2 separate regions of the Homo sapiens genome follow, and region 2 is linked to region 1. Evidence: read pairs that join two places in POLR2A ChIA-PET (ENCODE). Cell type or tissue: OCI-LY7. All regions are shown on one strand. Links, peaks and the distances in the headings refer to the core of each region. The heading gives the core; the rest is flanking DNA.

The links. ChIA-PET counts read pairs that join two places held together with the same protein. Peaks named below come from ENCODE experiments on the same cell type or tissue, not always from the same donor. Only the 100,000 strongest peaks of a DNase experiment are listed, where the experiment ranks them.
Region 2: POLR2A ChIA-PET joins it to region 1 with 16 read pairs; 4 of 35 experiments call an interaction of 5 or more read pairs at or near these places.

Annotation. Positions count from the first base shown.
Region 1 is chr14:74,921,753-74,924,661 of GRCh38, forward strand. RPS6KL1 (ribosomal protein S6 kinase like 1) reads right to left here and starts at 1,508. Exons shown (of 12, transcript NM_031464.5): 1 at 1,428-1,508; 2 at 226-733. RefSeq lists enhancers at 261-1,032, 1,033-1,803 and silencers at 1,174-1,583, 1,674-1,733. In OCI-LY7, for the core only: no CTCF peak of the experiment used is centred there; a DNase peak (open chromatin) is centred at 1,569; H3K4me3 peaks cover 1,285 bases.
Region 2 is chr14:75,121,124-75,124,032 of GRCh38, forward strand. It overlaps NEK9 (NIMA related kinase 9), which reads right to left. Exons shown (of 22, transcript NM_033116.6): 3 at 1-51. Among named protein-coding and RNA genes, the nearest start is that of NEK9, 4.5 kb to the right of the region's middle. In OCI-LY7, for the core only: no CTCF peak of the experiment used is centred there; no DNase peak of the experiment used is centred there.

The DNA.
Region 1 (2,909 bases), core at 136-2,635:
CAGCTCAGGATTCTGTTTTCTTTTCTTTTTTTTTTTTTTTTTTGAGTCAGAGTCTCGCTATGTCACCCAGGCTGGATTGCAGTGGTGCGATCTCGGCTCACTGCAACCTCCACTTCCCAGGTTCAAGCAATTCTCCTGCCTCAGCATCCCAAGTAGCTGGGATTACAGGCACTTGCCTACCACACCTGGCTATGTTTTGTATTTGTAGTAGAGACGGGGTTTTACCATGTTGGCCAGGCTGGTCTTGAACTCCTGACCTCAAGTGATCCGTCTGCCTCGGCCTCCCACAGTGCTGGGATTATAGACGTGAGCCACCGCGCAGGCCTGGGGCTCTGTTTTCCTTTCCAGTCAAATTCAGTTCAGCAAACATTTCTGGAGCATCTGGTACTGTGTTGAGCTCTGGAGAGAGCTGAGGATATCTGTGATCCACAGCCACCTTCACAGGGCCTCCGTAGAGCAAGCTTGGTATCCAGTACGCATTCAGCACATGGAGGCCACACACGCTGGGCTCAAATGCTGTTCCTCATGCTGTTCCCTCCACCCTGCCTGTTGTCTCCTCCCTGCTCCTCCTGTGGGAATCTCATTTACCCTTTGGGGTTTAGCACTTCTCCGTGGACCGGATGGATTGCCCCTGCTGTGTTTTGTTCCCTTGGTCCTGAGGTCAGTGTGGTCAGCGAGTGAGGACCCCTCCTGGAGCCAGCAGAGAGCAGAGCACAGAGCTGGGCTGTAAGAACTGTTGGCAGACGGAATGACTGAGTGGCAGACTCGGTGCCACGTTGGATGGGGGGTAGAAGAGGGCAGGGTGACCCAGCCCCAGGGAGGGTCGCTCTGTCCTCCTGGCTTTACTTTTGAGAAGGTCATGTGGCCTCCAAGGACCTGACAGCAGCTTCTTCCTGAGCAATGTGTGACCCAGGCGGCCAAAGGGATGACAGCCGTGGCTGCGGGAAGGGAAGGGGCTCAGAGAGAGGCCCACAAAGCTACCCCGCCTTTGCTCTCCCAGGTCCCACTGGGAATGGGCAGGACCCGGAACTTCCAACCCCAGGTCATTTGGAGAGAAAGAGGAGAGAGCAGGATGGGCGGTGGGGCGGGGAGGGAGACCCACAGCCTCAGCCGGCGGGGAGCTGAATCCCGGCCAGGATGCGGCCAGGAGGCAGAGGGAGGCCGCACCATCCCTGCTCGGCCAAGCCCAGGGGAACTTGAGGCTCTGAGGCCTTGCTCTGGGGGGTGCCCGGGTAGGACTGGCTTCAGGGTCCACCCCGCCGGGCAGGGTCCTGCCGGGCAGAGCCGCCGGCCCCGCCTGGACACAGAAAGCGGCGCGTGCAACCCACGGGGCCCCAGCCGCAAGGTGCACGGTCCCAGGGTGGAGGGACGGCCGAGGGGGCCCCTCGCCTGGGAGGGTGGAGAAGGGACCGGACAAAACACCGTACCTGCCCGAGCTGGGAGCCGGGTCCGCGGGCCAGGCCTCCCCCTCACGTACCGGCCCTTCACGCCAGAGCGCGCCGCGGGCCGCTGCTTTCCGGCATCCAGCGTGCGGGGCCAGCCGGTGCAGCGCGGCCATTGGCTGCGGATGAGCTCATACTTGAGCCTTAGAATAAACCACCAATCACCGCCCGGCTCGGCTCCTGCCGGCCTTAAAGCCGCAAGGTCTGCACGGCTGGGCTGTGAGGGGCGGGGGGCGGTTTAGAGAGGGGAGGGTGGGATGGGATGTGGGGTGGGTGGGGAGAGCAGGTCTAGAATCATCCAGGGATGCGGAAGGGGCTGCTTCAGAAATCTAGACGTGCCACTTCTAGGACTTTTCTCATTCATTGCTTCATTCATTTATTCAACGATTCAATGCTATGTATTGAGAGTCTCCCATGCATGAGGAGCTGGATGTTGAGATACAGCCGTGAACTAGACAGCGCTGTTTACATCCGCATGGGGCTTACAGTCTAGTGAGGGCTACCGAGAGTAAAGAACCCAGCAATAGAAGGCTTTTGATATCAGAACCGAGCTTAAAATTCAAGACATAGGCCGGGTGCGGTGGCTCATGCCTGTAATCTCTGCATTATGGAAGGCTGAGGCGGGAGGATCATTTGAACCTAGGAGTTCAAGACCAGCCTGGGCAACATAGGTAGACCCAATCTCTATAAAAATTACAAAATTTAGCTGGGCATGGTGGCGTGTGCCTGTGGTCCCAGTTACTCAGGAGGCTGAGGTGGGAGGATGGAGTGAGCTCGGGAGGTTGAGGCTGCAGCGAGCCGAGATCGTGTCACTGCACTCCAGCCTGGGTGATGGGGCAACAGATCACAGGCAACCCTGTGACACAGATCTCACCTGCAGGTTCAGTGCTGACTGGCTTCACACTGTCCCCCGGCTGCACTTGCTCTACCTTAGACACCCTTTCATACTTTCTCCCTCTGACTCCCACCCGTCCCCCTATCCTCACTCTCAGCCAGCACTGTTGCTTCATCCTTCCCTTGACAGCAGTGGCGCACAGACTCCCACAGGCTTGCTCTTGGCCCGCGGGCGGGGCTGTGCCCACACTCTGCTTCCAACCTTTTTCCACAGGTGACTGTCTGTGCCCCATCGAAGGCCACCCTTCCAGGTGGGCATCAGTCCCGTGCCATCACCTACTCAGCGACACCACTCCAGCGATTCTCCCGTCTCTCCCACTAGATAATTCCCACCTGATACAAACATAATGCTTGTTTCTCCCCTCTTAAAAGCAAAACAAGAAAACAAACCAAAATACACTCTAGGCCTCACTTCTTTACCTACCACCCTAGGTTTGCAGTACGGCTAATTTCCTTTTTTTTTTTTTTTTTTTTTTTTTTTTTAGTAGAGATGGGGTTTCACCATATTGCCCAGGCTGGTCTCAAACTCTGGAGCTCAGGTGATCCACCCACCTTAGCCTCCCAAAGTGTTGA
Region 2 (2,909 bases), core at 410-2,909, 200 kb after region 1:
CCTCAAACAACTTGTCCTTCTGACGAAGGATTTTGTCATACAGGTTCCCTCCTGCAATTAAACAAGACACAGATTTGAATTGCTTAATACAGATCAAAGCTTGGCTCCTGTAACAGGTTTTTTTAGGTGACACAAGGAAATGAAGGATTCTGCTTTCTCTCCATAGGCAACTACTTCTTTTGACTTTTCACATGGGCACAAAACTCTTCCCATCTCTCAAGGACCGCATCAGAAATATTCTTCAAAGATCTCCCTCTCTAACACAAGAGGCGTAATTAAAAAAAAGACATTTTTAGAAAAGATGTGAGTAAAGACCATTCTTGTTGTTCCCAACAAGTGAAGTATATTCAAAATCAGATTTCTTTTCTAGAACTCTCCTTTAAGGACTCTACAATATTTTTGTAACAACTCTCCCAGTTGTGACTACTATAACATCTGGATTAGGCTGGGCACATTGGCTCACGCCTATAATCCCAGCACTTTGGGAGGCTGAGGTGGGCAAATCATTTGGGTTTGGGAATTTAAGACCAGCCTGGGCAACACGGCAAAACCCTTGTCTCTACCAAAAATACAAAAAGTTAGCCAGCTGTTGGGGCATGTGCCTGTGGTCCCAGCTAATCAGGAGGCTAAGGTGGGAGGGTCGCCTGAGCGTGGGAGGATCGCCTGAGCCTGGGAGGCGGAGGTTGCAGTGAGCTGGGATCGCACCACTGCACTCCAGGCTGGGTGACAGTGAGAGTCTATCTCAGGAAAAAAAGAAAAAAATTGGGTTACACCTGTGATGCAATGTTTTGTATTTATAGGGTATATATTGACAAATTTTCTACTTCACACCGAAATATTTCCCAAAATTTAGGGTCTACCCCTAGACTGTTTCCTATCATTACTCTCTTTACTAATTTCTTCCTGTGGAATAAGTGTGAATTTACTTCTCTCTTTCCTTTACCAAGTAATACAGACTGCAAGTAATCATGGTTCATCTTACATCCCACCTGCAACTATAACTTACACTTTAGCCCTGGGTAAGTTTTTACAACTTCTTTTCCCCTGCAACTTAATAACTCAGTTTCAATAAATGTATCATTTGTTCCAGTTCTTCCTAACCACAAAAGAAGTTAACTACCTAGGGCTTCTGCTACTTCGAAAATTTTTAACAGAATCTTGTATATGGCATTGATCACCAATGATCATAATATACAAGAGTTTACACAAGGAAGTCGTAAGTGACGAATATGCTGGGACCTCTTTAGCATGCAGTTCAGAAAAGGGCTTTGGAGGTTCTCCTGTGCAATAAGATGATTAACAGCTAGTACAGTATGTAGCAAACACTTTCTACCTACCAAGCACTATGCATGTAATACAACAATCCTAGAAAGTAGGTACTGTTATCAACAAACTTTTTTTTTTTGAGATGGAGTCTCGCTCTGTCACCAGGCTGCAGTGGCATGATCTCCACTCACTGCAACCTCCAACTCCCTGGTTCAAGCGATTCTCCTGCCTCAGCCTCCCGAGTAGCTGGGATTACAGGCACGCGCCACCATGCACAGCTAATTTTTGTTATTTTTAGTAGAGACTGGGTTTAACCATGTTGGCCAGGATGGTCTCGATCTCCTGACCTTGTGATCCTCCCAAAGTGTTGGGATTACAGGCGTGAGCCACCACGCCCAGCTTTTTTTTTTTTTTTTTTTTTTTTGAGACAGGGTCTGGCTCCATCGCCCAGGCTGGAGTGCAGCGGTCTGAGCTCACAAGCTCACTGCAACCTCTGCCTCCCAGTCTCAAGCCATCCTCCCTCCTCAGCCTCCCAAGTAGCTGTGACTACAGGTGCACACCACCCAGCTAATTTTTTGTATTTTTGGTAGTGACAGGGTTTCACTATGTTGCCTAGGCTTTCCTCAAACTCCTATGCTCAAGTGATCTGCTTGTCTTGGCTTCTCAAAGCGCTGGGATTACAGGTGTGCACTGTCCCTGGCCAACAAACTCATTTTAAAATGACAAAACTGCTGGGCATGGTGGCTTAAGCCTGTAATCCCAGCACTTTGGGAGGCGGAGGTGGGCGGATCACCTAAGGTCAGGAGTTCGAGACCAGTCTGGCCAACGTGGCAAAACCCTGTCTCTACTAAAAATACAAAAATTAGCTGGGCGTGGTGGCGCATGCCTGTAATCCCAGCTACTTGGGAGGCTGAGGCAGGAGAATTGCTTGAACCCAGGAGGCGGAGGTTGTGGTGAGCCAAGATGGCACCATTGCACTCCAGCCTTTACTCCAACAAGAGTAAAACTCCATCTCAAAAAAAATAATAATAATAATAAAAATAAAATGAGGAAACTGAGGCACAGAGAAGTTAAGTTTCTTGCCAAGGTTATAGAGCTAGAAAGTAGAGAAACTTGGTTTTAGAGTCTATTTTCTTAACAACTAGGCTATATTGCTATCTTACAAGCAAAATGATGTGAAGAAATCAGGGACCAGATAAATAGGGCCATGCTTTACTATATATTACTTTCACTCAGTTATGATCTTTGGACCACTTTTCAATAGGATAGCTTTAGCTGAAGACAATATAAATAAATATCACCTATAAGATCTTATTAAATACTGTATCAAGTGCTGCCAAGCCACACTCTGGTTAACTAATGTCATTTCATAAAGAAAAACCTTGAAAAATAAAGGTAAAATCCAACCAAAGAAAAGATAGTTTGAAAATGGAACTGTAATCACAAGAGAAAATTTGGGTATGCAGGGGAAAATCCCTCTCCTTATTTCGTACACCACTTCAAAAATTCTCCAAGGCCTGAAAAGTTTCTCTTAAACTCTAGAAATTCATTTAAAGTTTTTATCACTGTATATGTCTCTTCTTATATTCTTCTCCTCAACGTAATTATGAGTCTAAGAAAGTCTTGCTGGAAAAGTCCCACTG